Regions from separate parts of the Homo sapiens genome. Here region 1 is linked to region 2. A link is a contact called in ENCODE Hi-C or POLR2A ChIA-PET data. All regions are on one chromosome and are shown on one strand. The core of a region is the stretch at or near the end of the contact, and the rest is flanking DNA. Distances in the headings are between cores, read along the strand shown. Region 1 overlaps FLNB (filamin B). Region 2 holds the start of TKT (transketolase).

Region 1 (4,219 bases), core at 178-2,677, 4.8 Mb before region 2:
TACCCTGGGTCAAGGCTACTGGCTCAAGGCATGGATTCAAGGCAAGAGTGCTTGTCTTCCCGGCCCAGTGACTGCAGTGGTGGTGGGTAAGTTACTATTCTTTGGAAAATTAAGTTAGGAAGGAAAAGGTTGGCTTACAGCTCATGGGCTAGTCCCACTGGTGGTGGTGGTGGTGGTTGGTGGGGAGGGTCGTTCAGCAAAAGCAAGGAGTCCTCTGAGTCCAGCCACAACCTCCTCACCACTGAAGGCCTGCTGACATCCAAAAGCCCAGAGGCCCTGACAACATTTCCTGTGGCTCACAGACTAACCCAGCACACCAGGGCCGCTCAGCGGGAAGAGACAATGCACACACTGGCTGGTTCAGCGCTGGAAATCCCTGCCCACCTGGCTGCTTCTCTCATAAATGGGAATAATCTGGCTTTTCTTCTGAAAATAAATACTGCAAGCTCATTGTAATATCATAAAGTGATACTGAAAGCAAAAAGAATCAAGTTAAATCCTTGTGTCCACAGGGATACCACACAGAAATCTGGTTTGTGGAGTTCCCCAGATCTGCTGCTGCTCCAGGCTCAGCCACTTGCTTGCCAGCTAGGTGACCGTAAATGTAGCCTCAGTTTCCTCAGCTGCAAAACGGGATTAACACCGTTCCTCAGACCTCATGTAAGTGACATGAGGCATAAAAAGCCACCTAGCACACAGTAAGCACTCACTCACTATGGTTAGCACTCAAATAATAGTCTAATTAAGTTTCTATAATGATCAAACTTTAAGAAACATGTATCCATTCTATGATCCAAAAAAAATACAATAAAGATTTACAGAAAAAGAGAAAAGAAAAACCCAGATGCAGCTCAACTCCCACACATGAATGGGATGGAGCGGGGAGTATATTTTAAAGAAACCATGTTGGCTGGGGACGGTGGCTCACGCCTGTAATCCCAGCACTTTGGGAGGCTGAGGTGGGTGGATCACCTGAGGTCAGGAGTTCGAGACCAGCCTGGCCAACGTGGTGAAACCCCGTCTCTACTAAAAATACAAAACTTAGCCAGGCATGGCAGGATGCGCCTATAGTCCCAGCTACTCAGGAGGCTTAGGCAGGAGAATCGCTTGAACCAGTGAGACGGAGGTTGCAGTGAGCCGAGATCAGGCCACTGCACTCCAGACTGTGTGACAAGAGCAGGATTCCATCTCAACAACAATAAAAAAAAGAAACCATGTCCTCAGACCTACCCTTTACACCCTGTCAGGTACCCACTCCCATGAGGACTTGCAGGCATGGACCAGAAGCTGCCCCCACCTTAATGAGAGGGCCAATGGCTCCATAAGAGTAAGATGCAAACAGCTATCATGTTGCTGGCCAGAGGCCAGCTCCATGAGGGTAGAAGGTAACTGTTTACTCACACTCCCCTGCAGTTTCAGTTACTGTCCTGTTTGCTTTGGCTCGCTGGGTCAGGGTGTATTGCTTATTATTCAACAAACACTAATCCCGCAAGAGAACCTGAGAGGCCAGCGCTGGGGGATTTGCCGTCACAGCACCCCAAAGATCTGGCTTGCTTCTTTTTTTGAGATGGCTCTTGTTGCCCAGGCTAGAGTACAACGGCACAGTCTCAGCTCACTGCAACCTCTGCCTCCCAGGTTCAAGAAATTCTCCTGCCTCAGCCTCCCAAGTAGCTGCAATTAGAGGCACCTGCAATCAGACCCAGCTAATTTTTGTATTTTTAGTACAGACAGAGTTTCACCATGTTGGCCAGGGTGGTCTTCAACTCTTGACCTCAGGTGATCTGCCCACCTCAGCTTCCCAAAGTGCTGGGATTACAGGCATGAGCCACCACACCCTGCCCTGGCTTAGTTTTGCGCATCTCTTCACAACGTGAGATGTTCCTCTTTGCTGGGAGCATACACTAGTGCTACCCTCCCCACCACCCATGAATAAATCATGGTGATATTCTGGGCAACAATGAAAAGAGGCAATAAAGTGAATGGTGTCCTTCCAAAAGCAAATCAGGGCACTTCTGCATTCTCTGGGAGGAAAAGAACCCTCAATAAGTTTCCACTTTCAGAGCACAAAAAAGCTAGTTCTGTTCCTTCTAGTCATTGTAGTTCTTGTTTGCTACTCAGCAACTTGAATTACAGTAGAGTCAAGTCTAGTAGGAAATGCACTAGCTGGGAAAACAAGGCAAGGGGGGTGGTGACCTAGATCCCCCCAGTCAGACTAGCCCCTGGTCAGCTGTGAACCTCTGGGCATCAGTTTTCCCATCACGAAATGAAATGTCTGCATCACTAGGCTTTCCCTTAGATACAAGTTGTAGTGAACAGAGAACCAAGACACCGTTTTCCATTAAAAATTTGCTCAAGACTGGAATCACTTTTCTACACCTTTTTTTTTTTTTTTACCTATCAAATTCTAATCCAACGAGAAGTAATTAACAAACCAAACCCACAAAGTCTGATTTTCCATTCAACAGTTCTGATGATACTTATGCAATTCTTCTTTTTTTTTTTTTTTCCTGTAGAGACAGGGTCTCGCTATGTTATCCAGGCTGGTGTTGAACTCCTGGCACAATGGTTCATTCCTTGAGCCCACGTGGTCAAGGCTGCAGTGAGCTATGATCATGCCACTGCATTCCAGCCGGGGTGACAGAGCGAGATCTTGTCTTTTTTTTAAAAAAAAAAAAAAAAAGGAACTAACTTCAAGCAACCCTCCCACCTTAGCCTCCCAAAGTGCTGCGATTACAGGCATGAGCCACCATGCCCAGCCCAATTGTTGCTTTTGAGAGTAAACAAAGATACAACAGGTTGGGATTATAGTACCACATTGTTCAACATCATCTACAGAGAACTATCTCTTCTATGCACTGGGTGCCAGCTGACAGTCAGCACAGCCTTTCCTAACAAGGGGCAGGGCAGACAAAGGAGATGCCTGCAAGTAGTAACTGCCAGAGCTAAGGAGGTGCATGGGCAGAACTTTAAAATCCGGCCAGGCACAGTGGCTCGCTCCTGTAATCCCAGAGCTTTGGGAGGCTGAGGCAGGAGATCACTTGAGGCCAGGAATTTGAGACCAGCCTGGGGAACATAGTGAGACCCTGTCTCTCAAAAAAAAAAAAAAATTAATTAACTGGGCATGGTGGAGCATGCCTAGTAGTCCCAGCTACTTGGGCAGCTGAGGCGGAAGGATTGCTTGAGCCCAGCAATTTGAGGTTATAGTGGTCGTACTCCAGCCTGGGCAACAGAGCGAGACCCCCAACTCAGGAAAAAAAAAAAAGCCATCAATTCACAAACAATCAGATTCTGACAAGAACTAACTCAGTCTTGACTTGGTGCCAAAAAGACGTCAGCAGCTTTCACACAAATCTCTCTTTTTAACAATAAGAACAGGCCGAGCATGGTGGCTCACGCCTGTAATCCCCACACTTTGGGAGGCCAAGGCAGGTGGATCACCTGAGGTCAGGAGTTCGAGACCAGCCTGGCCAACATGGCAAAAACCCATCTCTACTAAAATACAAAAATTAGCTGGGCATGGTGGCGGGCACCTGTAATCCCAGCTACTCGGGAGGCTGAGGCAGGAGAATCGCTTGAACACAGGAGGCAAATGCTGCAATGAGCCGAGATCATGCCATTGCACTCTAGCCTGGGCAACAAGAGCGAAACTCTGTCATAAAAACAAACAAACAAACAAACAAACAAACAATAAGAACAGGCCTCAGGCTCAAAGTCTTCAAAAAACTTTTCAAGAATTTAGTAACACGTTGTTTTCATTGATTTTATTTATTTTTTAATTTTTTCTTATGCTATCTCCTCTAACTTATTTTTTCAAAGCCTAGTTACCTGTTCTTTCTGGCAAGTGATCGTGGTTTTCATTTAAGATCATGTTCTCTAGTTTCCTTTTACGAGTAAAGTAGTATAAAGATGAGTAGATATGAAGAAAAAAAACATTCACAAAATAATACTGGCACCTGGAGTAGGCAGAAACCATGCCAGTGATCTAAAAAAGCCAGAGGGCAGAGAGGCTGGTCTGGTGGAGGGCCAGGGTCATAAACAGAATCATGGCCATTTTACAAGGATTCTAATTTGTGTGCACAGTGCTGTGGGAATGCAAGGGAAAAAATGAATAATTCTACCTGGGGGCTTTCGAGAGGACTTCACGAGGGAAATCATCTGAATTGGTTCCTGAACTACAAGAAAAAAAATGAGTGGTCAAGAGGAGGCAGCGGGAGGCAAG
Region 2 (4,149 bases), core at 928-3,427:
TGCTCCTGAGGTCTAAAGCACCCCAGTGGTATAACAAGGGTTGGGGGCAGTTCTAAGCCAGGGGCCTGTATATGCATATCATAGTATCACAGGCCCCATTCATGTGGAACACCAGGAGGAGAGAGAGCCTCCCTGAGGTCCCTGGAGCTCCAGGTGGTGGGGAGGGGACAATTTTCTTTCCATTACTCCTAGGTCCCCAGAGCCATGGTGAGTTCTGTGCCATTGTCAGAGACCAGAGTGATAAGGATGAGTCCCATTAGGCAGATGGGGAAATGGAGTCCACTCCCTTAGGGAGCCACTGCTCTAAGGGCCACAGAGTTGGAAGGCACAGAGCTTTCAAAGGGTTTCAAGGGTTTGCCCTTTTTCCAGACAGTGAGCAGCTTGAGGGCAGAGGTGGCACCTGCCAGGCATCTGAGGGTGGCACACTGTGGGGCCCCCCTCCAATCCTAGCCCATAGCCCTCACCAGCCAGACACCATAGGGCCAGCCTCTGCGGGCTGGGCCAGCAGGAGCCAGGTGCTATGGGATGCCATACTTAGGGTCTGATTGGGCATCTGGGGGTCAGGCCAGCAGAGGAGCACCTGGAGGCGAGCTGGGGGACTCACTCAAATTCAGTCAATCGCCTCATGAGCCAGAGCTCTCTGAGTATGGGCAATGCAGGGAGGACACAGAGGACACAGGGCGGCCACTGGTGCCTCTTGGATCTCTCAGGGTTTTAGCTCCCTGCCCAGCCATCCGTTTGAGGGTCTTGCCTTTATCTTTCCTCTGTCAAATGGAGCTTCTTCCTCTGTAAAATAGGCATTGTAGGCAGTATGTACCTCACTGGCCAAGTGTGGTGGGCAGATTGAATGAAACAGTGTCTGTGATGAAAGTCCCCTCCCTAATCCCACTCTGGGGAGCTTCATACCTCTGGGAACCATGGGGTCTGATAACAGTAGTGGTGGGTGCCCCTGTCCCTACAGACCTGGAAGCAAACCCAATAATCTCCCTAAAAGTCAGTAGTGTTTCTAGGCCCTAATAATTTGTAAAGGATCTTCCCCTAGTAATTTCTCAGTTATCATCACCTGGCATTGTCATGGCTACCACTATCCTATTCTCATTTTCAATAATCCCCATCCCCTGTGCAGGGCTCTAAAGCCCTGAGTGGCTGGGCATGGTGGCTCATACCTATAATCCGGCACTTTGGGAGGCAGAGGAGGGCAGATGGCTTGAGCCTAGGAGTTCAAGACCTGCCTGGGTAAAGTGGCAAAACCCCATCTCTACAAAACATACAAAAATTAGCCGGGCGTGGTAGTGTGTACCTATGGTCCCAGCTACTTTTGAGGCTGAGGCAGAAGGATCACTTGAGCCCAGGAGGCTGAGGCTTCAGGCAGCTGTAATCACTCCACTGCATTCCAGCCTGGGTGACCATGGGTGACCCCGTCTCAAAGAAAAAACAAGTTTTTTAATTATTAGAAAAAAGAAATAGGGCCTGGTGCGGTGGCTCACCCCTGTAACCCCAGCACTTTGGGAGGCCGAGGCGGATCACCTGAGGTCGGGAGTTCAAGATCAGCCTGACCAACATGGAGAAACCCCGTCTCTACTAAAAATACAAAATTAGCTAGGTGTGGTGGCGCATGCTTGTAATCCCAGCTACTAGGGAGGCTGAGGCAGGAGAATTGCTTGAACTCAGGAGGCGGAGGTTGTGGTGAGCCAAGATCATGCCATTGCACTCCAGCCTGGGCAACAACAGCGAAACTCAGTCTCAAAATTAAGTCCTGCAGTCTCTTGGGCCTGGGGTTGGTCGGCTGGGGCCAAGCCTGGCACCCACCAGCCTTGTGACCTTGATTGCCCTTGCCAAGCCTCAGTTTGTCCATCTCTAAAATGGGATTCGCCGTGACAAGTCCACGGAGGACTGTGTGGAGGAGGGAGACTGAGAGGCTTTCGAGTCAGGAGCCCAGACTCGAATCCTGAGTTGTTCGTTATGTTATTATTATTGGTGTGTGTGGTTAACTGCTAACCTCGCAGTCCGCAGCGGCCCAGCGCCTAGGGGAGGGGAGCGGGCAGGAGGCGGCCCCAGGCGGGGCGGGGCTGAAGGCCTGGGGTGATCCGAGCCCCGCCTCCTCCCCCTGCCCCGCCTCTCCCATCCCCGCCCCGCCCCGCCCGGCGACTTAACGCGCCCCCGCCCCGCGCCCGGCCTCGGCAGCCGCCTGTCGCCGCGGGAGCAGCCGCTATCTCTGTGTGTCCGCGTGTGCGCCCGGTCCCCGCCTGCCGCACCATGGAGAGCTACCACAAGCCTGACCAGCAGAAGCTGCAGGCCTTGAAGGACACGGCCAACCGCCTACGTATCAGCTCCATCCAGGCCACCACTGCGGCGGGCTCTGGGTGAGTGCGCGGCGCCGGCCGGGGACGCGGCTCGGGCGGGGCGGGGGGCGTCTGCGGCGGCCAGAGTCGCCGCGGGCTCTGGGTCGCGCTGCGAGATGCCTAGACGAGGAAGGTGGCCCGGGCGCCGTCGGAGGGCGGAGACGCGCGCCTCGCAGGGCCCCGGGCTGCAGGCGGCTTCCGCTGCGCCGCACACTCGCCCTACGCCCGGGCTCGGCCGCGTGGGCCTCTGGTCCTCCGTGCGCCTCAGGCCGGCTCTTCCCCACGCGGATCGCCGGCCGCGCAGCTGCATGGTGGCGCGGGGGATGGGCTCGCGACTCGCCAAGTACCCTCTAGGGTGATGCCGGGAAGGCCACCATTACTGCTGTTCTACAGAACGCGGCCCTCTTAACCCTCTCCACCACCTGGCTGTGTGGGCGCCGCCGGGAGTGTTCCCCCTTCCAGATGGGGAAACGGAGGCTCCGAGTTAGTCAGCTACCCAAAGTTACACACAGGGAGATCTGATTTGAGCCCCAGCAGTCCGACTCTAGAGACCCTGTTTTTAATTCCTCTTGCAGGAGACTCGGGGGCCCGGCCTTCTCCCCACCTCAGACTACGCTCCCCTACCCCTGTCTCCTGCCACCCCTGGGTTGGGTCCGAGTTTGGAGCAGGGGGCTGCTGAGACGCCAGGCAGCGGCGGGGCTGATTGGGGGAAGAGGGGAGGAGGGCGGTGGCACGTGGGTGCAGAACCCTGGGATCCATTGTGAAAAGGAGGTCTAAGATTTGACCTGGGGCGGGAGGAGGCGGAGGGCAAGGAGACTGAGAAGGCTGAGCGCCGGAAGGACGGAGTTCCAGGGCCCTAGCGCCGGGAGTGACGTCCTGGGGCAGGGCCAGCCACCAGGTGCTGTATCTCCCAGGCAGGAGCTGGCGTGCCTAGGCCCCAAGATCCTTCCCTGGCCAGCCCTTTTGGCCCAGAAGGTGGACACCCAAGGAGCCTCCTCTGTAGCGGAGACAGGGATAATTAATGAGGGCCACCGTGCATGCAGCTGGAGGTGTCCAGTGGGGTGGGTGAGGGGGTCAGTCAGTGAATTACTTCAGAGCCTGCTTCCCGCTCTGTAAAGCGGGGACAGTAATGGCACTTAACCACGCTGGGTGGTTTCAAGGACTCCAGTGCTCTACTTGGAGGCTGCTTTGAGGCCACAGTGCCAGCAGTGCTCCGGGCTCATGACAGGGTTGTGAGGGCTGCGTGATGGATGATTTCTCGGGACCTTCCCAAACAAGCTCTGTTTCAGACAGACAAGATTCTGGCTTCTGGCCAATTTCATTCAGGATATATTATTAAGAAGTAAATCTGTTCACCTTTCTGGGTGGATACGCATTCACCCTTTGTGCCTCTAAGACACCCTGTTCTCAGAAGGGATTAGATGTCTTTCAAAGCCCTTCCCCCACCCACTGCCTTGCACACTTTGGACCTGTTAGCTCTCCTGGGTTTGTGTCAGTCTTACCACTTATGTGGGGTATCCCCTGCCTGGGCAGGGACCTGGCTTACTCTCAGCTCCCCTTTCACCAGCCTGGCACACGGTAGCTCTGCAGGCCTTGTATTGCTTATTTGGTACTGTTGGACCTGCTACCTTTGGCCGTTTCAGGGGGTCTGAGGTCTAGCTGGAGAGAGGCAGCAATTACCCAACTAAGTAGTATTGCACATCTGAGCATCTTTCAGGGCTAGATAAAACATGCAGATGTTTACAGGGTTCCTGAGCTGCCAAGTAGGTATCTGGTATGACACAGCATCATCGTTTGTTGCATCCTG

What was found. A loop is a pair of places that touch in the nucleus more often than their neighbours do. ChIA-PET counts read pairs that join two places held with the same protein, here RNA polymerase II (POLR2A). Pooled maps may share reads with other maps.
Region 1: a pooled map shows a loop between it and region 2 (2.9-fold over the local background). The contact joins the enhancer-like site here to the promoter of TKT in region 2. A Hi-C loop is called at or near these places in 2 of 50 pooled maps. POLR2A ChIA-PET finds 5 or more read pairs at or near these places in 2 of 52 experiments (OCI-LY7 and activated T-cell).

The regions. Positions count from the first base shown.
Region 1 is chr3:58,037,484-58,041,702 of GRCh38, reverse strand. The region is part of intron 1 of FLNB (filamin B); the gene reads right to left. Among named protein-coding and RNA genes, the nearest start is that of FLNB, 31 kb to the right of the region's middle. RefSeq lists enhancers at 1-287, 1,650-2,229, 3,048-3,548. Within about 2 kb of position 1,427, at least 9 of the 41 ENCODE cell types and tissues checked have a DNase peak (open chromatin) inside an H3K27ac peak, as active enhancers do.
Region 2 is chr3:53,254,050-53,258,198 of GRCh38, reverse strand. TKT (transketolase) reads left to right here and starts at 2,177. Exons shown (of 14, transcript NM_001064.4): 1 at 2,177-2,363. The coding sequence starts at 2,257. RefSeq lists a silencer at 1,891-2,580.